3 separate regions of the Mus musculus genome follow, and all the other regions are linked to region 2. Evidence: chromatin loops called from intact Hi-C (ENCODE). Cell type or tissue: heart. All regions are shown on one strand. Each heading gives the region's core, and the rest is flanking DNA. Links, peaks and the distances in the headings are about the cores only. Region 1 holds the start of 4931414P19Rik (RIKEN cDNA 4931414P19 gene). Region 2 holds the start of Acin1 (apoptotic chromatin condensation inducer 1). Region 3 overlaps Dad1 (defender against cell death 1).

What was found. Hi-C counts contacts between places; a loop is a spot of excess contacts. Peaks named below come from ENCODE experiments on the same cell type or tissue, not always from the same donor. Only the 100,000 strongest peaks of a DNase experiment are listed, where the experiment ranks them.
Region 1: a loop joins it to region 2, with 2.4 times the contacts of the local background. A loop is called at or near these places in 1 of 42 quality-filtered maps.
Region 3: it touches region 2 in a loop (2.5-fold over the local background); 1 of 42 quality-filtered maps calls a loop at or near these places.

Annotation. Positions count from the first base shown.
Region 1 is chr14:54,605,429-54,613,737 of GRCm38, reverse strand. It overlaps 4931414P19Rik (RIKEN cDNA 4931414P19 gene), which reads left to right and starts at 7,830. Exons shown (of 7, transcript NM_028890.2): 1 at 7,830-7,935. In heart, for the core only: a CTCF peak has its summit at 3,590 (motif pointing left); no DNase peak of the experiment used is centred there; H3K27ac peaks cover 90 bases.
Region 2 is chr14:54,681,172-54,689,480 of GRCm38, reverse strand. It overlaps Acin1 (apoptotic chromatin condensation inducer 1), which reads left to right and starts at 2,550. Exons shown (of 19, transcript NM_023190.3): 1 at 2,550-3,012; 2 at 4,405-4,470. The coding sequence starts at 2,701. It overlaps 1700123O20Rik (RIKEN cDNA 1700123O20 gene), which reads right to left and starts at 3,310. Exons shown (of 2, transcript NM_021437.2): 1 at 2,361-3,310. It also overlaps the pseudogene Gm8776. In heart, for the core only: a CTCF peak has its summit at 3,368; DNase peaks (open chromatin) are centred at 2,690 and 3,270; H3K4me3 peaks cover 3,038 bases; H3K27ac peaks cover 2,410 bases.
Region 3 is chr14:54,234,359-54,242,667 of GRCm38, reverse strand. Dad1 (defender against cell death 1) reads left to right here. Exons shown (of 3, transcript NM_001113358.1): 3 at 6,955-7,183. Among named protein-coding and RNA genes, the nearest start is that of Dad1, 15 kb to the left of the region's middle. In heart, for the core only: a CTCF peak has its summit at 3,431 (motif pointing left); a DNase peak (open chromatin) is centred at 3,427; H3K27ac peaks cover 666 bases.

The DNA.
Region 1 (8,309 bases), core at 1,248-6,247, 76 kb after region 2:
ACCTTTGTGAGGCTCTGAATCATGGGTAAGAATGTTACCGGGTGGGGTGGTGGGCTCTGATGCACTCGCTGCTTGTGCTGTTTCTTGGGTGCTAAAATTGTACCATTTCTCAGCCTCTTGTCCACACTGCCCCTCCTTTCAGGCCAGGACAGTGAGAGAGAAGGCACTGTAATTACAGGAAATGGTGGTCTGAGGACAAAGTCTGGTGAATACATTAATGTCCCCAGTCCTGAAGCTGACAGCAAAGCAGGAGAGAAAGGTGGGGAGGAGGGGAGACTTCTTGCTTCAGTTTGAAGAGGTGAAAAGTTGAGGTGGAAAGATGCACAGGGATGTTGTGGGCGGGGCTGCAGAGGGAAGGTCTTGTGTTTGGGGTAGGAGGAGACTATGCAATGTAGAATGATAAACAGGATAAATCTGGGAATTTCTTTTCTTCATTTGAGCCCTGGCTATCCTGGAACTCACTCTGTAGGACAGGCTGGCCTTGAACTCACAGGGACCCACCTGCCTTTGCCTCCTGAGACCCGGGAGTCAAGGTATGTGCTAACACACTGGGCCAGATCTGGAGTCTTGAGTGAGATGGGAAGGGAAGGCCTGAGCCCTGAGAAAGTGGAAGCCTGTGTAGTCCTCTTCTGTTCTCTCAGGGCACGGATGCGCCTGCCACTGAGGAGGAGAGGCTGGCTTCTGGCCTCTGGGGCAGGAAGCAGCCCAAATGCTGCTAGAATGTGTGGCTGGGAAGGTCCCTGCTGAGCACTCACACTGTTGGCTTCACACCCCACCCCGAGGTGGTCTGTGAGCAGAGGTGGGGTTGTCAGGAGGATGGACCATAGACTGCGAGTGAGTAGAAGTCAGGTGGGTCTGGCTCCCTGGACTGCAGCTCCCTTCTCAGCGCCATGCAGTTTGTGTTCTGATCAATGATGCTGTCCATGGGAACTGATCGAGGCTTGTTAATTGCATTTGTCAAGTGCAGGGAAATTGTGGATTAGTGAGCCTGGAGGACAGAGTTTGGAAAACAAATGACTCCTTTGCCTCAGCAGATTCATTTTGTTGTACAGCTCTGGAGCCAGAGGACCATTAGCGAGAACCCAAACAGACTGTACATTTTAAAAATTAGAATATTTTGGCTGGAATGTAGCACAAATGGTAGAGTGCATATCTAGCATTTAGGAAGCCCTAAGTTCAAACCCTAGCCATTCTAAGCTACATAATAAATTGGAAGTAAGGGTGAGGTTTTTTTTTTTTTTTTGTATTGTTTTTGTTTGTTTGTTTTAATTCTCTTAAAAGCTGAGCCATCTCTCCAGTCTTAAAAAATATATTTAGAATGTTTAAAAATAAATCAACTTGACTGGGCAGTGGTAACACAGGCTTTTAATCCCAGCACTTGGGAGCCAGAGGTAGGCGAATTTCTGAGTTCGAGGCCAGCCTGGTCTACAAAGTGAGTTCCAAGACAGCCAGAGCTACAAAGAGAAACACTGTCTTGAAAAAAAAAAAAAAAGAAAAGAAAAAAAAAAAGGCTGAAGTGGAGTCTCAGAGTGCATAGCCCCCATCATTGTACTTTTACAGCCTCTGTAACATTCCCTGGGACCCCAAAGAACACTGTTTGAAAACTGTGCCTTGAAGAGGGAACATGCTGAAGACAGATTCCAGTTCATTACTCCAGAGGGCAGGACACACAGACACTGGATGGGCTTCTCGCCCCAGGTCTCCTCACACTGCTTTGGCAGTGGTCTCTGTTTCCACCCCTGATCTGCAGAGTCCTGTAGGAGAGAGGATGTGAAACCTGAAGACCTAGAATTTCCTGGCATATTCCTATTCTAACCTGGGTCGGTGGTACAAAAGTCGTTTAATAGGAGTCAGTGTGTGATAGGTCAGTACCCAGTACCCACAGTAGGCAGCTCACAGCTTACTCTAGTGAGTCCAGTGCCTCTGGCCTTGAGGGTACCTAAACTTCCACACACACACACAGACACAAAAAATATTAGCCAGTTATGGTCATTCACCCATTTTATCAAAGCACTTGGGAGGCTGAGACAGGTGGACCTCTGCGAGTTTGAGGCCAGCCTGGTCTACAGAGTGAGTTCCAGGGGGGATACACAGAACAACCCTGTTTTCAAAATAAAACAAAACCAACCAAACAAAAAAAGAATAAAAATGAATATATAATTTTTTTTTAGTCATTAGTTTCTGAGCTGGAGAGACGGCTCAGTAGTAAAGAGTCCTGGTTGCTCTTGCTGAGGACCCGGGTTCAAATCTCAGCACCCAAATGGTGGTTCACAAGCATCTACAATACCAGTTCCAAGGGACCCAGCTCCTGACCCCTGCCAGCACCAGGCACACACCTGCACATAACATCTATGTAGGCAAAACAGTCATACACATAGAATAAATTAAAAAAAAAAAAAACGGCTATTTTGTAGGCCATCAGTAGCTGCCCTGTGTATTTGTAAATTCTCACTGGTGGGAGGTGACTGTGCAGCAGCAAGCTAGCTATCATGAAGATGATGGATGCCAGGTGGCGGTGATGCAGCTACTGAGTGGCATGTACTCGTTCAGGGACCCTCTCCAGATTCATTCCTAATACAGTGGTCTTGACAAAGGATGATGGAAAAGAAATTGCCTTAAATAGCTGAAAGATTGATTTCTCGTGGCAGTTGCTGTTTCCAAGAGACAAGGCTCTTGAAGGCTAGGCTGACATTTTCCCTCCCTCCCTCCATGTACAGCTCAGTATCACCAGAACCTGACTCCTCTGGGTTAGTGGGGACTAATAGGGATCAAAAAGAAAGCAAGCACTCCCAGAGGCCGGCGAGTTCTCTTGCCAGCAGAGAACATGGTGGGGGTAAAGGCTGGATGCCTTATGGCATCTCTGTATCTGGCAAGGGCGGGCTGTGGGGGTAGAAAGTGCTGCAGGGTGAGCAGAATGTTTGTGAAGAGATGGAAGAGGTAGGTGGGGCACGGAGGAGGGGAGAGGACAGCTAAGCACATCAGAGGCTGAAGCATAATAGTTACTGAGTGTTCCCTCTTAGGCAAGACCAGAAGGTCCGCGTCTCTTCAGTATCCTCTTCAGCTAGCAAATGAGAAAACTGTCAAAGCCATTTGGGGTAAAGGAAGGTCACATCCTTTGAGGGGAAATGAAACGACCGATTTATTCTGGCCTACAGAATCCATGTGGCATGTTGGGGAAAAAAGTAAGAGGTGAGATGAAGCCTGGAACCACTGTATACCCCTGCAATCCACCCGAGGTCGTGGCACAGGCCCTCAGTCTCATCACTATGGTAGATCTCTGTGAGTCCCAGGCCAGCCTGATCTATAGAGCTAGGTCCAGGACAGCCAGGACTATACAGAGAAAACCTGTCTGGAAAAAACAAATAGGTAGAAGAGGTAGTGGTAGGATTAGGAGTTCAAAGCCATTCTTGTCTCTCTAGCAAGGATGAGGCCAGCCTGGGTACAAGTCAAAACAGAAAACAACAAAAATAAGGGCTGGAGTGATGGCTCAGAGGTTAAGAGCACTGTCTGCTCTTCCAGAGACCCTGAGTTCAATTCCCAGCCAACCATAAAGTGACTCATAAGCATCTTTAATGAGGTCTGGTGCCCTCTTCTGGCCTGCAGGCATACATGCAGGCTGAGTGCTGTATACATAATAAATGAATGAATATTTAAAAACAAAACAAAACAAGACAAAAACCCAGCAGCAGTTGGGCGTGGTGGCACACACCTTTAATCCCAGCACTCGGGAGGCAGAGGCAGGCGGATTTCTGAGTTCGAGGCCAGCCTGATCTACAGAGTGAGTTCCAGGACAGCCAGGGCTACACAAAGAAACCCTGTCTCGAAAAAACAAACAAACAAAAAACCCCAAAACCAGCAGCAAAAGAGGTAGGATAATGAGTAAGTCTGAGGGGTACAGATGGGGAGTATCTAAGGGGAGTGCTCCCCTCTTACCCAGAGTAATAGAGGATCTATCTTAGTGTGCACTCTTGGGGTCTTTTCTTTTTCCTCTTATGTTACTGTTTTCTTAGAAGATCGCCTTCTGCCAGGGCCATAACACAAGAATAAAAGTGACCAGCAAGCACTGGCCTTAAGACACAAGGGCTTTATGCTTTAAAATAAACTTCTCTTGTAACCGAGCATCACCAATGTTTTATGTTTATTTCTTGTATGTTTTAATAAATTCTACTTTCCTCGGGAAGCCAGAATCATATTGGGAAAGCTTTAATTACAGTGGGCAAGAAGAAATCGCAGACACAGCAACCAGAACCGCCCCCAGGAGCAGCTGCTGCCTCCTCTCTGACCCAGGCTGCCTCTCCTCTCCCTTAGCCTGCTGACTGTCCTCATCCCTCAGGGCTCCACCAGGCCTGGCCTCAAAGCCAAGCTCTGGTTTCCAGAGGCTATGCCCAACTGAAGCTTAAAAAAAAAAAAAAAAAAAAATCCTAAAATATCTGCTTTGCATTTGTTAATGGGTCAGGCAGAAGGAATTCTACTCATGTCAGCTTCTTGAGGTTATTTAACTCAACTCACTTCTCCCAGAAGCCTTTGCCTTTGAGTTAGGTGCTTAACACAACTCAGTACTTAACCCTTCATAGTTCAGGTTCAGCTGTCACTAGAGACGAATTGCTGACCTGGCTTATTTAAAAGAAAGAAGATACCATGGGTTCAGGGGCAAAAAGTTAAAAACACTTGTTCTTTTTTTTATTTATTTATTGCCAGGCGTGGTAGCACATGCCTTTAATCCCAGCACTTGGGAGGCAGAGGCAGGTGGATCTCTGAGTTTGAGGCCAGCCTGGTCTACAGAGTGAGTTCCAGGACAGCCAGGGCTACACAGAGAAACCCTGTCTCAAAAAACAAAAACAAAAAAGATGTATTTATTTATGTTATTTATATGAGTATACTGTAGCTGTCAGATACAGCAGAAAAGGGCATCAGATCCCATTACAGATGGTTGTGAGCCACCATGTGGTTGCCTGGAATTGAACTCAGAACCTCTGAAAGAGCAGTCAGTGCTCTTAACCACTGAGCCATCTCTCCAGGCCCCAAGAGCACTTGTCCTTATATAGGATCCAGGTTTCATTCCCTAGATGATGGTGGCTTACAAACATGCATGTCTGGAGTTCCAGGGGATCTGATGCCCTCTACTGCCCCCCCTCCCACATAAAAATAATTTTACCTCCATATCAACTCTCTGACATGCATACAATAAATAAACAAGAATAAATTAAAAAGTATCTGTTTAGTATTTATTTAGTGTGTGTGTTCAGGTCAGAGGGAGGGCAACTTGCAGGCCTTTGTGTGTGTGTGTGTGGGGGGGGAGATACTAGAACCATAGTGTACATGTGGAGGTCAGAAAACAATTTGGTTAGAGGACAGCTGTTGGGAGGGGGGAGTGGAGTGGCGGGGGGGGGGGGGAGAATTGGTTCACTCCTTCAGCATCTGGGTCCTGAGGATAGAACATGGATCATCAGGCTTACTGGCAGCTTCCTTTACCTGCTAAGCAATCACTACACACTACCCCCCACCCCTAACTGAACAGAAAATCCACTTTGTGCCCTGGGAGGGTGTAGCCCAGTTGGAGAATATGTGCGTACTTAGCATGAGCAAGGCCATGAGAATGGAAAAAAAAAGTTTCCTTTAGTTCACACAATGTTTGGTCAACATCAGCTGCTATCCCTCAGGAGCTGGCCACTTTGGTGTTTTGTTGTTATTTTATTTTATTTTTTTTTTTGAGACTGACTCTCCCTCACTAGTATCTCAGAGATTAGGTCCCTGGGGCTGGCCAGCAACCCTAAGATCCCAGTGCCTCCTCCTCCACAGAGCTGGGGTTATACATACATGGCCATATGCAGCTCTGTGCGGGCGCCAAGGATGCAGCTCGGGTCCTCTCGTTTAAGCACCAAGCTCTTTACTGAGTGAGGTCCTTTCCCAGTCCCACTTCACAAACGTTAAATAATAATAATAATAATAATAATAATAATAATAATAATAATAATAATAAAAGCAATCAATAAACCAGGCACTGCTTACGGATTTTCATGTAACAAGGAGAAGTTATCACTCCCTCTGAGGTACCCAGAAAGCTGGAATCACAGAGGCAATAAGTGTGAGAAAGGAAGCTACAAGGACTGAGACCAGAGAGAGGAACAGGAAAGTAATGGAGGGAAACCGGGAGACTGTTACTGGATGCAGCAGGGAAAGATGGATAGAGACACTGACAGGCAGAGCTGGACCAGGAGGCTTTGGCGAGGAGGCATACGGAGACTGAGGACGGTGACTGGGAGTAGAAGCTAATGCCCAGTGAAGCCTGTTCCCCTGGAGACAGAGCCATCCTCCGGCCACACATAATGACACATGCCTCTGTGTGTTGTGCCCCTGTACTGTCACAGTCGCTTACCCTCTGTAAGAAGCCATGTCAACATTGCTGTGCAAAGCTGGAGACGTCTGCAGTCTCCTCTTCAACACAGCCAGGCCACAGCCAGAAGCATAGAAACTGCTTCCAGAACAAGAGGGAAAAAGAAACGGGAACACATCTTTTTCTTTTAATGTGGTTAAAGCATGCATCACCATTTTTAGAGTTCTTTTCATTTTCTTTTATAAACTCATAGGTCAGGGGTTCGAGTGAGGAGGAAAAGGCAGGAAGTCCTAGAAAGAAGACTTGAGAAGGGTCATGGGTTTCAGATATTAAAACATAAATAAATAGGTGAGAGAGAGAGAGACGGAGAGGGAGAGGGAGAGGGGGGGGGGAGAAAGAGAACTTAGTGTCCAGCAGAGACACTGGTGAAGGCTGCCAAACCCCTGTGGACTTGAGTTTGATCCTTCAGACCCTCTAGGTGGAGAGAATTCCTGCAAGTTGTCCCCTATTCTTTTTTTTTTTTTTTTTTTTTTTTTTCTTTTTTCTGAGACAGGGTTTCTCTGTATAGCCCTGGCTGTCCTGGAACTCACTTTATAGACCAGGCTGGCCTCGAACTCAGAAATCCGCCTGTCTCTGCCTCCCGAGTGCTGGGATTAAAGGCATGCGCCACCACACCTGGCACAAGTTGTCCCCTAATTGCCACACTTTGCATTGCGGCACGCGAGTGCCCCCACCAAAAGAAAAAATACACACACACACACACACACACACACACACACACACACACACGTATGTATGTATGTATGTTAGTGTGTGTGTGTGTGTGTGTTCGCGCAAACGTTTTATAATAAAAAGGTGCAGTGAGACCGGTTTATGGACTGCTTAAAATCGAGGTTTAAGCAATGGTCTACATGCAGGGTGTGTGAGGGAGACATTTTGGTTTCTTCAGAATGTGGTTTTAGCCTAGTAGGGGAGCCTGGCTCAGGCTGTGCAAAAACAAGCCCCAAGTGTAAGGCTACTTAGCCTCTCACTTGAACAACGTTACACTCATAGATGTTCATGTAAAGGTGGGCTGCTAGACAACTTGTGTGACCCAGAGACACTGGCCTGGGAAACCAAGGGTTGGAGGGCCTCGCCCCCCAAACCTGACGCTCAATCAGCCTAAGAGGTCCCAAGTTCGCTAGTTCTCCCAGCTTAGCAATGTCAGAGGGCGCTCACTCACAGGGTGGTTCTTCTGAGCCTGGCTTGGGGGGCGGGGAGGGAGAACGAGACGGGAAAGATGAGCGGACAGCGAGGAGAAAGGGAAGGGCAGTGGGCGCATCGGCCAGGTCCGGGAGCTCGCGGCCCTCGGGGGCCCCCCGGACGGGCGCCTCGGGTGCGGCGCGTGTGCTTGCGGGCGGGGCGGGCGGCGGCCAATCCGGGCGGGCGGCCGGGAAGGGGCGGGGCTTGTGAGCTCCGGCTCCGCGAGTCCTCCTTTTTTGCACACACACGAATACAAAGAGCCATACGACCTTCGAGTATCCTTTTTCCATTTTTTTTCCTCCTTCATCTTGTGTGCGTTTTCCAAATTTTTAAAAATAGAGATCTGTGGCAGTGCTGGGGTGAGGAAACTGTTGCTAAGGGGAATTTGCTCTTTTCCCCATTTCTTTTCCTGTCTCTCTTTCTCTTTCTTTTTCCTGGTCGAGGTTTAAAAATATACCAAGTTGAGAAGCCGTGTGCAACTGTTCCCAGACCAATTTACAGATTTTTTTTTTCTTTTTGGATCACATTTTAAGAATTGGTAAATTTTGTGGTTGAAGGATTTAAATTTTAGTCGCTTGGGGAAGTATAGATTTGTTTTTAATCGGGTTAAAGCGATAATGTGAATTTCTACCACAGGCAACAGAGAGATTTGAGGTGCCCTCACAAAGCCTTTGGCATGTATTTTAGACACACTCACTCAGAACCAAAACCAAGTGCTGTAGCAGCAATGTAG
Region 2 (8,309 bases), core at 1,471-6,470:
GCCTTATTTCCTTTTCAACACCACTGCCCTAAGTCAGGTGTGGCGGCTCAGATCTATAATCCCAGCGTGTAAAAGCTGGGATGAGGGACTGCCAAGAATGAGAAGCCAGCTTGGACTACATAGGAACAAAGTAAGTTCCAGGCCAGTCTAATCTACAGAGTGAGGCCCTATTTCAAAACAACATAAGAACAAAGAACGCAAACCAGGCATGGTGGCACATATGGCAGACCTGCTGGAGGCAGAAGTATCAGGAGTTAGAAGATCAGTCTCAGTTACATTGTTGTTCCAGGCCAGCCTGAGACAAAAAATAAAACAAAACAAAACAAAGACTCTACCTGACCACTGTTCCTGGTGGCCTTTGTTCTAGCACATTAACTTTTATTTGCTTTTATTTGAAGCTAAATTTATTCACATGCTGGAAGTTTTTTCCAACAGTCTCTTCTAGGATGTCTTTTCTTCTTTGTCGCCTCCTCTTCTGGCTTAGGAACAGCTCCTTTTCCGTGAGGAACATTTCAATGTGGCAGACAAGCTCACGTGAGTTTGTCTGACCCTATTTTGGGTGTTTTGCTCTGGCTATTGTCAGTGACCACAGAATCTATAGCACAACCTGGAAGTTCAGCATTTTCAAGCATGGATAGCAAAAATCCAACACTCTTCCACCAGTCATATGTCTAGACCTACTGCTTATTGTTGGCACACTTAACAACTCTACTGCTATACTACCTACAAATCACACACTGCTTCTTTAAAGGGACACCTTTTAGATGCTGGATGGCTTTCTAAGTACACACAGCCTTGATGGCCTTGGCAATTTCATAGGTGACAGACACCTGAACGTCTTGGTTTGAATGATTTGGGGGCAGAGGTTCCTGTACCAAGAGAAGAGTAATTATTTTCAGTTACCTCGAGTCTTAGAGAAAAATCTCGCAGGCCTCAAATTCAAGATTCTCCTGCCTCAGCCTTGAAGTGTTGTTGGTGTTACAGACTGCAGGCATGCCACCTACCTATAGTCTCTCTCCCCACATCCCTTCTGATTTTATAGTCAGTCTGAACTGTGAAGTGTCACCACAGCACTTCTGTGATGCTAGCGATTCACTTTCTACTCTCCAGAACCCGTGCATCAAGTGACCTGAAACCACCTGTAGCTTCAGCTCCTGATCTGAACTTTGAACTCTGTGAGACAGGCACATACCCATAGACAGACACACATATACACAAAATAATAAAAACAAGCCAGATGGTGGGGAAGCCCTTAATCCCAGCACTTGGGAGGCACTCACAAGCAATCTCTAGTTCATAGCCAGCCTGGTCTACAGAATGAGTTCTAACACAGCTAGGGCTACACAGAGAAACCCTGTCTTGAAAAGAACCAAACACATAATAAGGAAAGGCAAGCAGCTGAGGCAACCTGGGTAGTAAAGAAAGAAATGATCAAAACCCACACAGAAAACACATCTTGCTTGCTCTCTCTCTAAAATTAAAGTGTGCAGCTTTTTAAACTTTGGTACAAGCAACTGGCCCTAACAGTTTGTTCCACAGTTACACAAGTGTGTGTGTGTTGGAGAGACATGATGCAAGAACCCTCTGTGCAATGCGTACACAGTCTCTGAAATCTGTTTTAAAAAATTTATGTTCTATGACCCCCTTATTAAATTCTGTACCACACCAGTAAACTTTAGAGCAGGCTAAGTCTTGTCTCAAATAAGGTAGCAGAAAATCAGAAGCCACACTAACTTTTTTCAGGTTCTGAAAAAAAAAATGCCTTTGCTTTCTTGACTTGGCCTAAAAAGTGTGCTATTGATGCACATCTCTGAACAGTTTTCCTTAATGGTTTATACCTGCAAGTGCCACTGACTTTGCATTATGTGTGCAAATGTAAGCCAACTTATTCCAAAATGTTTCCGTCCTACAGTTTGTTTCTCCAACAACGAAAACCTTCACCTCTCTATGACCGTAATTACTACTGCTGTTCCTACCTCTTCAAGTTGGAAGATTTGTATCGACAAAGAATAGAATCCCTAAACGTAAGTTCTAAGTCCCGGTTCAGGGTGACTGCCAGTTTCAAAGTGGCTCTACAGGGAGAAGTTTCTCCTAAAACTTCTCTTTTTCAGAGAAAGGTAATTTTTAACCCAGGGTCTTGCTACATGGCTTCCATGGTTATTGTCATTAATAAACTCAAAAGACCTGATTTTTCTTTTTCCCACGTAGGAAGCCGCAGGTCTCTCATTCCTTAGCCCCACAGGACAAAGTATTTCTTACACAGAATGGCCGGGATATAGAAGATGGAAGCAGGAGGGGTCCCCAAAAACCTGCAGACACCAAGTCTCATCTGGCCTAGGAGAGACTTCTTTTCCTCTTACCTTCCTTTTCCCCTTGGAAGACGCCCAGAGATCACAAGAGTCCTTCAGCTCCTGCTCCAACTCTCCGAGCCTCTTCCATGTTTCCTGAAAACCCGAAGCAGAGCCAGCCCCCAGTAACCCACGCACTTCCGGTCCGGAACCAGCCCCAAATACCCAAGTGCCCCAGCGCCCCGGCCCCCAGGTCCGGAGATAGCCGAATATCTCCGATTATGGGTATGCCAGATTCGAGGGCTTCCGAAGAGATTCGATTCAAAGCCCCGGCAAGCCGAAAACAAACGAGCCTGAAAGCCAGATGGGAGGGGCCAGCCGCTAGGTAGATGGAAAAAGCCGATTGGTACCGATGTGGGGACGGAAACGACCGAACAGCTCCGGAGAAACCCGGGGAATTCTGAGCGGTAATAGAGGGGTAGACTATGGCAGTGGGCGGGGCCAATCCGGTCCGTTCGAAGGGCGTTGGCGGAAATTACCGAAGATGCCCGAAGCCGTCGGGACGGACCCGAGTACCTCACGCAAGATGGCGGAGCTGGAGGAGGTGACTCTGGACGGGAAGCCTCTTCAGGCTCTGCGGGTGACCGACCTGAAGGCCGCACTGGAGCAGCGAGGCCTAGCCAAGAGCGGGCAGAAGAGTGCCCTGGTCAAGCGGCTCAAAGGGGTGAGAAGTCAGCGTTGCCGAGGTGTCGGAGGGGAGCGGACCCGGTAGAGACGAGTCTCCGCCGCGGCGCAGGCGCAGTGTCCGGGCTCGGCGCGAGCTCTCTCAGGCCGCCAGCGCGAGCCTGCAGATCCACGCGCACGGTGGTTGGTGTGGCTGGCGCTGGGATAGAGATAACGCCGGTTCCCGCCTTAACGGCAGCGGCGCGAGCCCAAAATGGGAGGGTGCGCGCTACTCTCCCGGAGTGTCTTAAGCTCCTTCCTTCTTCCCCCACCCCCTCCTTGTTTGTGTCTGTGTTGTCGGCGCATGCGCTGCAGAAGGAGTTAAATCCCTCTACAACCACCGGTGTGGCTGGCCTTAAGGGGGCGAGCAGGGCTGGGTCCGAGTTAGGGATACAGTTGGGCGGATGGGGTTGCTGTCTATGTCTGCAATAGGACATTTGTGATAGGGTAAAAAATGTCCGCTCGACTAGATTAAGTGAAAGGAAACCTTGATAGAAAGACTTGGTCAGAGACGGCTGTCTAATTTATAGGGAATCGAGCAGCAGTCTGGATAAGTATTTGGTGGCTATTGGTACGAGAGGTGAGACAGATTACTTTAGGCTGGGGATTTTGTGTCGGTTTGAGTAGTGAGGGTGAGCTTGTCGGGAGGTACACATACTGTGTATCGCTTTGGTGTAAATGGAGGGAAAGAAGGTGAGCTGAACTAGTGTTATTAGAGTTCATTAGCATACGTGACTCGTAATACTGATGGGGACTCTGGGTCAGTTCAGGGTTTGAGTTGACAGACCGTTGCTTATCCCGAAGCTGACAGTTTGTGGGTGGGTGTGGATTAGGTCAGACCACTGGTTACAAGGTCTGTGGTTAGTTTCCCTGTGAAATTTTTAATACATTTTATTTGTCCGGGTGTTACACTGCTGGAAGTTGTGCAAGTTCAGTTAAGTAGTTGTAGTTCTGAAAAACTAATCAAATAATAGTCAAATCCAAATTAGCCTCTTGTTGGTTTTATGTGATTTGAAACTTGTTCTGAGTACTTGGAATTTTTTTTTTGCCTGTATTACCGGATTTAGAAGTGGCTCCTAGTCAAAATTGCAGACAATAATAGAGATTCTAGTTCCGATTCTGTCATTTTTGCTGATTTTTGTGACATAGCCAGGTCACTGATTCTTTGTGTGCCTGTGTTTTACATTTGGGAGCAGTAACCATGGCTACCTTTAAGAGACTTATGAAGATGAATGAGAACAGTATTAATAAAGGGCTTTTAGTCTCGGTGAAAGGAATATAGTATAAATGTATATTTAAGTAATTGAATGAGAAGGCTGTGGGAGAGGTAGAGACCTGGATTGCGTTTTTGTTCCCCCTCCCGGTTTCTGATTTTTGCTCTTCTTTATACCAGGCTCTAATGCTAGAAAATTTACAAAAACACTCAACACCCCATGCTGCATTCCAGCCAAATTCACAGGTAAGAGAAAAGGTTTGTTTAGATAGAATGGGCTATTTGGAGACTATAGTAAGTAAATGGGAAGACATGGTGTTGTTTTCCTTGTCATCAGAAGCAGTATTTTCTTAAACTATTTTTATTGCAAGTGATCTCACACTAGACAGTTGATGTCTTTTTTTTTTTTTTAAGGTTTATTTTTATTTTATGTGTATGGGTGATTTGCCTCCCAAAGGGTCCCCACAGAGGCCAGAAGAGGATGTCAAATCCTCTGGAACTGGAGTTACAGACAGCCGTGAGCCACCATATGGGTGCAGAATTGAACCTGGGTCCTCTATAAAAGCAGCCAGGCCTCTTAACCATTGAGCCATCTCTCCAGCCCTCAGACAGTTGAATTCTAATCAACCTCAATTTTGTATAAAGACATGGAGTTTAAAAAAAGAAAAAGAATTTAAAAAATACAGTTTTATTTGAAAGAATTTGATACCTTATTAGTAACCCCCTAGTTCTAGGACTAACTGCTTAACAATCTGTAGTTTCTCTTAAACATCTTTAATACTTTGATTACTTAGGACAAGATACTTAACACTTGGAGTCCTTTGTTTCTTTACCTGTAATAGGAAGAGTAGTCTGACTTAGGTCATTGTTTTATAACTACTCTGCCGGTTTGTCTTAGGAAAAAAACTTTCTTCTAAGAGTTTGTGCATAAATGTTTTTGTTGTTGTTGTTATTGTTGTAAAGTTGAATCAGAGTATCTCTGTGTAGCCAGAATGGCTGAGCACTCAAGCTATTCTATCTTCAGACTCAGGGCAGTCCCCTGCCCAGCTTCCCTAGTGCTGGTGTAATGGGCTTGTGCTCCATCCCCCAGATTTCTACAAATGTTTTATTTTGAAGACATTATCGTATAGTTAAAAACAAAATACAAGTTTCTACACTATATCATCTTGTAGGGCGTTTTTCAGCTTTTAAACCCTTCATTTAGTGTGTCACACACTTAAAGGAAAATGCATTGGTGTGGGCCCAGGACACTGGAAAAGGTGCTTCCTGTTCCCTAATACCTCATTCAAATCTAGGCCCATCATCTAGTCAGCTCTGGGAGGTTACACAGCGTTAAAAGGCTACCTAACGGCCCGGAGAGATAGCTCAGTAGTCAAGAGTGCTTGTTGCTCAATGACTCAAACCAGAGCTCAAGATCTCAGCACTATATCAGATGGCTCACACACACCTGTAGCTCCAGTTCCATGGGATCTAATGTCTCCTCGGTTCCTGAGAACATGACTGAGCACACAAACACAAGCATGCACTCACAGATACATGTACATACACACATAAATGAAGCTGAGAAGATGACTCGGTAGTGCCCTTTATAGAGGACCCAGGTTTGGGTCCCAGCACCTACATGGTGGCTCACAGACATCCATAACTCCAATTCCAAGGTATCCTATATCCTCCTCTATCCTCCTCTGCTATAGGCACACACATCCATGCAGTTAAAACATTCAGGCGTGTAAAATAATCTTTAAAAACCAATTAAGAAAAAACCTAAGATAGTTCCGTCATAGTTGTATTTTGGATCGCACTTTAGACTGTGCAGTTTTACTTGTATCAACAAAGGTTGTGCAGCACATACGCTTGTTTTCTCAGACTTATAATCCACATTTTGTCTGTGGCCATTGGCTACTAAGGGACTTACTGTAAGGGAAATAAGCATTTCCTGCTAGAGAATATGACAGAAAGCACAGGAAGTATTGGACTGGCTTCATTTCTGAAGGTCTATAGGCATGTAAGGACTTAAGGAGGAGAGTTTGTGACAAGAAAGCTGAAGGACAAAGAGTGATGTTTGCACCCTACAGAAAGGGGCACAGGGGTAACCCTGGTCTGGCTGCCCTGGAATTCCTGCCTCTGCCTCCGGGGCTGGGATTAAAGCACGGGCCATAACTAGCCTGGCGTGCTGAGGTTTCTTTTCACTCAAACAACAAAACGGCTGATTGGTTGCTTTGGAGTTTTTGAGGCAGGGACTTAGTGTGTAGCTCAGGCTGGACTCAAACATACAGCAGTTTTCTAACCTCAGCTTCTCTGGTGGGATTGCAGGCATACGCCATAAATACACCCCTTTCTGTGGTTTATTTTGTTTAATTTTTAATGGAAGTGGAGTTACAAGTCTCTCAAGTATTAATGTATGTTCCTTTCCTTTGTCTCTTGATTTTATGTATTTAAATAGTTTTTTATATTTATTTATAGTTTATGCATATATTTGTTATGCCTGCAATTGTGTATATGCACCATGTTTATGCCTGGTCCCCCCAGGGGTCAGAAACAGGCATTGGATACCTGGAACTGTAGTTAACAGATGATTGTGAGCCAGTACACACTGGGACTCAAACCTAGGTCCCCTGTAAGAGTGAGCAGCTGGTGCTCTTAACCGCTGAGCCGTCTCTCTGCCCCTGCGCTTGATCTTTTGAGATACATGACAGGATGTTTTTCTGGCTTGGTGGAGCTTGATCTTTTTGGAGAAACTAGTACTTTTTTCTTCTCAGATTTCCTTGTTTTTAAAAATTTGTTTCAGATTTATTTATTGTTTGTATGAGTGTTTTACCTGCATGAATGCATGTGTACTATATCAGTGCCTGGTGCCCAAAGGGGTCAGAAGAAAGTGTCAGATGCCCTGGAACTGGAGTTACAGGTGGTTGTGAGCTACTATGTGGATTCTGGGAACCAGACCTGGGTCTTCTGCAAGGACAAGCGTTGCTTCTCTCTGCTGATTCATCTCTCTAGCACTTATCTTTTTTTGAGACCGAAACTCACTATGTAGCTCTCGATAGTCTGGAACTCACTGTATAGACCAGACTGGCCCAGAACTCACAGAGATCTACCAGCTTCTGCCTCTCTGGTGCTGAGATTAAAGATATGTACTATCTCAACTCTTCTCAATTTTGAGAAAAATAGTACATTATTTTTAGATAAATAATAATAAAACATTTAAATGAAAAGGCATAATTCAGCCTGAGGATAAAGCGTACACACACACACACACAGAGGTGGGAGTTGATGATATGACATGGGAGACAGGGTCCATTGTGGTAGCACACCTGTACTACTCAGACTAGGGTGCTGATGCCAAAGGATTGCAAGTTTGAAGCCAGCCTAGACTGTAGGGTTACCTTTTTTCTAAAAGATGCATAATCCCTAAAATTCTTTATTCTTCAGGTTACTTGTGTATTAACATCAATCCTGGGACTGAATATTTCGAATAAAATATTAATATATTCTTTTTGCCATAGTGCTATTGATTGTAACCTTTTTTTTTTTTTAACTTTATCTGCATTTATTTTATGCTGAATTTATTCCCGGGACATGAGTTTTATTTCTTCAGTTTCTTCTGGGATATCTTTTTCTTCTATGCAGCCTCCTCTTCTGGCTTTGGAACGATCTGTTCCTTCTCAATGAGGATCATCTCACTGTGGCAGGGGGAGCTCATGGATGGGTTAATCCAGCCATGAGCTCTGTGGGTTCGTCGGCGCATCTTAGGTGCCTTGTTCACCTGGATGTGTTCAATGACTAGAGAGTCTACATCTAAACCCTTAAGTTCAGTATTACTCTCTGCATTTTTAAGCATGTGCAGCAAAAATTCAGCACTCTTTTTTTGGCCACCGACCCTGTGTCCAACCAGCCCCACTGTTTGGCCTGGGCCCACCTACTGACTCCACCATTATACCGCCGGAATGGCACACATTGCTTCTTTAAAGTGACGTCCTTCAGATACCTGGTGGCTTTGCGGATATGCATACCTTTGATGGCCTGGGCAGTTTCCCAGGTGTTCTTAAAGTGAACACGAAGGTTTGAACCTCTTGATTTGCATGAAT
Region 3 (8,309 bases), core at 564-5,563, 450 kb after region 2:
GCTGATTCCAGCAGGTGGATTAGATGGGCTGGTTCTGGTCCTGGTCGGCCGAGTTCCCATGGTACAGTAGGGTGTTTGCAGGCTTGCCCAGCTTCAGCGGGCAGCAGTTTCATCGCGCTCGTCAGCCTGTGGGTTACAGGTGTGCTCCCAAAGGCTTTTGAAGAAAGATAAACTGCAAGTTTTGCTTTTAGATTTGTTCTTGAGTTTTTTCCCAATTCTGATTGCCATTGATGTTAAATATTAATTATGGCCATTGTTGCCTGGTAGGTACTCAGAGTAGTGTGAATGTATGACAGCTGCTTCTTAGGAATGTGTGCCCTGAACTCAAATGGTAAAGTTGGATTAACTTATGAGAAGACTTAGGACCAGATGGGTAACATTCGGTTTGTTTGCTTCATCCCTTGTTAAGCACGAAGCCATCTTGCCCCCCCCAAACAAACTTTACAGAATTTTAATAGGGAAATGCAGGTAGGCCTAGATCTCTTTTGTAGAGCTGAAAATTCTCTCTGCCCTCCCTTCATAGGTTGTGTGCCCTCCTCTCCACTCTCCCGTCTTGTCTCAGTTACTTCATTAATGCTGTGACAAGACACCATGGCAGAGGCAGCTTGTGGAAGAAAGTGTGTAATTTGGTATTGATTGCTGCAAAGAGTTAGAGTCTATGGCTGTCAGGGTGGGGAGCATGGCAGCAGGCAGGCTTGGTGTTAGGGCAGTAGCTGGCAGCTTACATCTTGAGCCACAAGCTTGAAACAAAGCTAACTGAGAGTGGCATGGGCTTTTGAACCTGAAAGCCTACTCACAGTGACATACCTCCTCCAACAAGGACACACCTCCTAATCCTTCCCAAACAGTTCCACCTACTGGGTGGAAGCATTCAAACATAGGAACCTGTGGCCATTCTCATTCAGCCCTCTACATCCCAGAAGCAGAGTCTTAAAGCAGTGAAACGGACATGATTTTTCCCAACACATATTTTTCCTTGATGAGAGAAAATGAGCCGGGAACAATGCAGTTGCTTCCCAGATGCACAGGCGCACGATGTAGAGTATCCTCTGCCGCTTGATGTTTGGCCCTATGCTCATGCAACTCAGGGACGAATGCCTGTGCTTTTCCTTTCCTTTGCACAATAAGATTTCGTACTATTGCTTCCAGGTGGCAAGAGAAGAGAATCTTAGGAAATAATAACCTTTTGGGAGAAAATGTCCCAGGTCCACCCTCTTTACATCACTACATGGAAACCTGTGTGTTGGTACTGAGAGCCTCAGAAACCTCACACGAGAACCAGGGATGCATGGTGTGTGCAGAATCGCCCAGTCCCAGATCGCAGTGCCCGTCCTTTGTTGAAAGTAGTAGGCTCCTAGAAAAGGTGGGGAAACGCTCTTGTCTGGGGATCGCCCTGCACATTTTCCAGAGACCTTTGACCCGATACACGCTAGCTACCCTGTGGTCCCACACATCTGTCTGTCCCATCTGTGTGGTTTTCATTCAGCTGTGTGCTCTAATGGTCACACTAACTCAGAAGGTAGGATGAAAAGGAAAACAAAAACAAGACCACTCAGTGCGCTTATAAAACACTCATTCCTAAGACACTGGCGGTGTTGATGCCCTTATTCTGTGAAATGAATTACGGGGCTATAGGGCAGCACAGTTGGGGCTAGATTCTCATGTTGCTGCCTAACAGTCTCCTTATTTTCCAGTTGACAGATGGGCATTTTAAAAAATTTAATGAATTTGAAGGTGGTATTTAAAACCAGGAAGAAAAGGCATATCAAAAGAAAATGGCATTGCGCTGTAAAAGTCAGTGTGACTTAGGGGGGCCAGTGAAGGGCAGTTGCTTCAAGTGGCGCTCACTGCATGTCCTACAAGTGCTTGTGAGTATCATTTGACTTTCAAATGGCCTCAAGCAGGCGAGCCTGCCATTCCCATTTGCAGACTGGGCACTGAGAGACCCAGAGAGCACAAGGAGAAATCTTTCATTTGTTTTTGCTTTGAAACAGACTCTCATGTAGGACAAGGTCGCTTCAAATCAGTTATGTACTGAAGGATGGCCTTGTGTTCTTGACCCTCCAACCCTTGCCACGTGCTGGGATTGCAAGTATAGGTCCTCAGTTCCTGGGCCCAATTTTAGATCCTTTTTCTAATTTAAAAAATTTTAATTTTAATTTGCATATATGTATATGTCTTGTGGGTTTATGTATGTTAGTGCAGGTTCCCATGGCGACCAGAAGTGATGGGTCTCCTGGAGCTAGTTATAGGCAGTTAGGAACTGCTCATTGTCGTGTTGGGTACCAAACTTGGGTCTTTTGAAAGACCAGTTTATAATCTTAACTGCTGAGTCATCTCTCCAGCTCCAGTTTCAAGATTGTTGGCTTGTTTGTTTGTTTTTCTAGACAGGGTTTCTCTGTGTAGTTCTGGCTGTCCTAGAACTTGCTTTATACCAGCCTAGCCTCCGACTCAGAGATCCTCCTGTGTCTGGGATTAAAGATGTGTGCCATAGTCTGCCCGGTTTCAGGGTTTTTAAAAGAAAGGATGAAAAGGGAGATGGCGCACCATTGGGTTGCATTTGGGGAGTTCACATACCTGGCGATATGGGCCATGGGACTGGGGAAAGTGACGTGGGCACCAAGAATAACACAACGTTAGTGTGCTTGCCTTCCTAGATGGAGGTTGTTGCCAGAAGCCTGGGCTGAAATTTTGTTAGTTCTGCTTTTTTAATATTATGGGGAGAGTCTCTTACTATCTTTAAAATTTCGTAGCATTTAATCCTAGCTAGTGCTAGAAGGCTACCTTTAATCCTAGCTAGTGCTGGAAGGCTACCTTTGAGCTGACAGTACTGTTTATTACTAGGCAATTCTCTTTCTTTCTTTCTTTTTTTAATTTATCATAATTTAGTAATCTAGAGAATTACCTTGGGAAGGGACTCAAACTGTGTTCCTTTTTTCCATCTCCATCTTTATTTTTAATTAATTAAGAGACAGGGTCTCCTTATCCCAGGCTTGCCTGGAACTTGAAAAAAAAATTGTTGTTTAAAATTTATTAGATTTTATTGAGGGGGGAGGAGCTGGTGTGTGTGTGTGTGTGTGCCTAGAACACATGTGGTGAACAGGACTGACTACCTCTGAAAGCTCTCTCCACCGTGTGGGTCCTAGGGATCACACTGGGGCATCAGCATCCAGGGAAGTGCCCATCCTCCCTGAGCCAGCCCACTTGCCCTGGACTTTAAAGAAAAAAAGTTTTAATTTATTCTTTAACAATTTCACACGTTTGTAGTGTATTTTGGTAGTACCGCCCCTACCTAGTACCCCACCACATGCTCTTTTCAAATTATTTTATAACCTACCGAGTCCATTTAGGGCTTCCTGCATGCATATGGGCATGGGGCCATCTCTTCAGTCTAGATGGTACCCTCTGCACTCTGCCGCCATCTAGTGGATGCACCTTTCCTATGCTGGGAGTGGATCACAAAGCATAGGAATTGTATTTTGGTGGAACAACTAAAGCTAGTTCCTTTCCCGTCATGGGAGGGCAGCAAAGGCCCAGGTAAGTGTAAATGCCGACCAGGGGTTTCTTTCCATCCTGGCTAGGAGATGGCAGTGCTGAGCTAGGGATCCTTAGCAGGACCCAGGCTTGTCTTCCTCACCTGTGCTGATAAATGCAGGATTCACAGGGTTCCCTTTGTCAGTGTCTGGACTTGGCTTTCATTCATTCTAGACCCTTTATTGCCTCCAGCTCGGAGTGCCCCCTGGCAATACTGTTCAGTGTTTAGTTGATGAGCGAGTGGGTCCCCTAACTGTATCTCGGTGCCTCAGCCCTCAGGGGGCTGGAAAGTCAGGTAACTTCTTTATGATTGGTCTCAATAGTTCCTAAAAAGCATTAATTGATTCTTTTAATTTGTGGCTGAATTATTCTGGTTGGTCTTTTGAAGGCAGAGAGCTAGACAGATGTAGTTAGATTTATTCGTGTGTGTGTGTGTGTGTGTGTGTGTGTGTGTGTGTGTGTGTGGTGGGGGTGTGTGTCTGTGGATATGGGCAGCATGGCAGATGATCCAAGGACAATGTTCGGGGGTTGCTCTCTCCTTCCACCATGTGGGTCCTGGGGATGGAGCGCAGGTTGTCAGGAGTAGCAGGAGTACCCACTGATCCAGCTCTTTTTTTTTTTTTTTTTTTTGAGATAGTCTTGTTCTGTGGCCCGGGTTCTTCTTGAACTCACGATCCTCTCCTTTGCCTCCTGAGAGCCAGGATATAGTTTACTGGGGGATCCGTGAAGAATTCGGTTCCTGTCCTGACCTAGCTGTTTACCTCCGGCTCTGGTGACTCCAGCCCTAAGTCATTGTTACCCACTGGGCTGCACAGGCGCCTGGTCCCTGGGCTCTCAGGCCCACAGTGCACACCTCTTGAACCCTGCATTGTCACATTGCTTTAAAGTTGTTAAATCCTGTTCCTGCTCCACCCCCCCCCCACCCCCCGCCCCCAGGTTCCTGAAGGTAGGGACCTTAAGGCCGATCCCAGGCCTCAGTTTCCCTGCCTGTACAGTGAGGAGCTTGGCCTTCATTGTAATCTCTTACAGCTGTTAACTTTCACTAATACAGTTATGATGGGCACTGTGCTGTGGACTCCATTTTGGTTCGAGTTCTCTCTCTCTCTCTCTCTCTCTCTCTCCCCCCCTCCCTTCCTCCCTCCCTCCCTTTCCCCCCTCCAGTTGTTACTTTTTATTCATATTCTCATGGGTGACTGAAGGGAGAACATTAAAGTTCAAAATAAAATGTCCAGTGTTACAGAACCGTCCATCTATAAGATGCTTCGTCAGCACCACATCTTTAGGATTCCTGTGTCTTCCACATGCACCTTATATCAGTGCATATAATTCCCCTGTCTGCCCTGTGCGCGGGGAGACAGATAGCTGTGTATGTGCCTGCTTTGAACCTGAAGGAACTTGGCCTCCGCAAAATTTCAGTTGGCTTTAGTCCTTGGTACTAAGTGACTGAGTGGGCACTTAATAATGAATGTTTGGATCCTAAGCTCTGATGTTCATTGCTCTCTATTTTCAAGGACTTTTGAGTAATGATTTTATATATATATATATGTGTATATGAATGATTATATATGTATGTTTATGTGTACACACATACTTAGAGGATTGTGTTTGTTAAAATATTAAACTTGCTTAAATGGGAAAGGTTACGAGTGGTTTATAAGAAGGGATAAAGACAGATAACCCAGGTGTTTCTGCAAAGGCGGCATCATTACCGTGGTACAGGAGAGTTGTAGGAGCATGCAGCTTGGGAGAGCTGAGGTGACCTCACACAGCACCTGGGTCCTCTGAGTGTGTGTGCGCCCCACCCACAACAGTGGTCATTGGTCACATGATTAATGTTGCTTGGTGGACTTCTGAAAAGGGACTCACCAACCAAGGAACTAAGTTTTAATTTCCTTAATTTATTTATATTTTATTTTTATCATACAGACTCTTCTGAATCCTTAGCTAGCCTTGAACTCAATCCATAGTTAAGTTCTGACCCTCCTGCCTCCCCAAGGCCTGGGACTGCGGACGTGAGCCAGCATGCCTGACACTGTGGGCTCTGGGTGTTGTGATGCTACAGCACCCTGCCACCTGTCCCCGCAGCCCTGCCTGCCCGTGATTTAAGGCGGTTTTAACCAGAGTTAAATACATGTGTGTAGCTGCTGGGTACTGTGTTGGACAGAATAGCTGTGGATAAAATTCCCAAGCTACCAAGTTGTAGATTTATCATTTCTAAAGGAGAGGATTGGCTTAGTTGCTTTCTGGAGTGTCCTTCATTTTAGAAGTTATGATCTGTGCCTTGTAATATTAGAGTGATTCAACAGTGCTCTGCTCTCGGGAGTTGAGCACAGTTGTCTCTGATTTATATCACCCTAGTTCCAGCTCTGATTGGGTGGTCAGGATCCAGGGAAGGGCAGCATTTGATCGTATCTGTCCAATAATAATGACAGTCTAGAGAAGGTTCTGGGAAAGAGCCCACAGTCCCAGGAGCTGTTGTTATTTTCATCTATAGAATGAAATATAGAAAATGTCATTTTCATTATTTCTTGTATTTTTCCTTGCTTTCTATTAGGGTGATTAGAATAGGTGGGTCAGATGGTACTGTTTCTTCCTGGGGGACAGACTGGGGACCCCCTCACCTCTCTCAGTAGGTGTCTTCCATTCTGCGTGTTTCAGTGACATCAGGGAGGAGATTTTGAGGCAGTTTTTGATAGCAGCCTTTATTCTGCTTGTAGATATAAAAGCATTCTTGTGAGTTGCTCACTGGTCCATTGTGCCAGCATTTCAGAAACCCCAAGGCCTCTGTTTGAGCACTTGCCAAGTTTGTCCTCACTGGAGAAGACAAAACAGGGTTTTCTGGAAACTACCACCAAAGACCCGTTCTTTCCTGAGCTTTTCCTTTCTGGTGGACTGGCCTTGGTGTGTAAGGGTCACATGTTTTAGTATCAGAATCCACCCTGCTCTTAGCAGCAACCTGGCCCCACTGCAGGCATTGCTCACCTTACCCAAAGTAACTTATGAGAAGTGAGAACTAAATTACCTCTTCACAGACCTGACTCTTTCTGAGGTTTCTGAGAAGTTTTATCCACGCTCTTTAGTCTGTCCTCAAACTGGACATTAGTGCTTTGAGGAATGTGAGGGCCAGGAAGGTGAGTGGCTGGTGGAGAGTTAGGATTGGTAAGTCAAGAGCTGGCTGCCAGTCTCCAGCACCTCAACGGCCTTTTTTTCCTTTTCTTTTTGTGAGCTTGGAATTTCTGTGTGAGCATAGTCCTTCTAGAGGCTACTCTCATACAACGCTTGTGAAACATTGGCCATGTTCTGGTTATTGTAGCCTGGGATGTAACACTGAGATGCACTTAGGAGTGCGGCAGCTGTCATGTGGGTTGAGAGTTTAGATGGAAGGATTTGGGACATGACACACCTTTGTGCTTCTTTCAGGCTCACTCTTTGACGTCCCCTGGATCAGCATTCTTGAGCTGGCAGCTTGTTGCACATGGCTTCTTCAGATTCGTGCTTGACTACGAGTCTCACTGGTTGTGAGGTGGCACGTCCAGAGAACTCCCTTCGCTCTATCGGACCAACTCCACAGTGTACGGCTGTTAACACAGAATCTGCCTCCCCTCACTGTAGCCCTTACTTTCCATATTAAAAACATTTCAGCCTCCAAGTGCCATTCGTTCCTTCATGTTTGTGTGTCCGTTTCCCTCCGCTCAGTGCGCTCTCATGACTTGCTCCCAGCTGTGACTCTTCACCTGTGACCCTTCACCTTTGTTTTCATTAAGTAGTTGTCATTGCTGACAACCTGGAAAATGGCAGTCCTTTGTCCTTTGCTCGGTCAGGCAATCCTTTATTAATCCTTCATTGTCTGGAACGGCACCAGTGAACACTTGTCAGAAACTGACCTGTGTGTTCTTCCTGTTATGTCCGTTTCCATAAGCTTCTGGGAGAGTGAAATACATGTGTGTCTCTTGGGCAGTATAGAACAAGTGCAAAGTGTGTGTGTGTGTGCGTGTGTGTGCGTGTGTGTGTGTGTGTGTGTGGTGAGAGAGAGGTGTGACTGTGACTGCAGGCAGGTGTGTCTGTGTATTGCATTCTGTGTGACTCTGTGTGTACGAGAGGTTGTCTGTGCTGCCTGTGGCATGTGACTGGCGTGTGTGCGCGTGCACGGGTGTTGATTTCTCTCACATTGTTTCCCAAAGCTCCCTCACAAGCCTTGGTCTCACGTCACAGTTGTCTTCAGAGGGTCCAGTTCTCCTGAAGTAGGTCAGGAAATGAAGCTCAGATTTGTGCTTAAGACCATAGGTCTTCACAGGAGATCACTTTAAAGACAAAGCCGGAGTAGAGTAGCGTCTGCTGGCTGAAGTCTAGGCATCCTGTATCCAGTGAGCTCTGTGTCTCTCAGGAGCAGTAAGTTTGCCATATATGGGGAACAGCCCTGTCGTGTTCCCCTGAAGCTGATTACCAAATGACCCGTGCTCCAGAAGCCCTCCCATAGGACTGCACGCTGCCATAGGCTGAGGAACTCACGCTTCTGTTGCCCGGGTCACACTGGATCAAATCAGTCTCGGGTGTAGCTGACTACCCCTATCCTGGATGATTGAGGCTTGCCATTCAGTGGGTAGTCGGCCATTAGTGGTACTGGCCACTGTTGGAGCTGTTGGAAAAGGAGACTCCCAGGCCTTACCCCCAAGCGACAGAAGCAAAGCTTTGCATTTTAACACGGTGCCAGGTGGTGGTGTGCACCCGGAAGTCTGAGATGCCCGCATTTCCAGCTCTGGGTGTATCCTGCAACT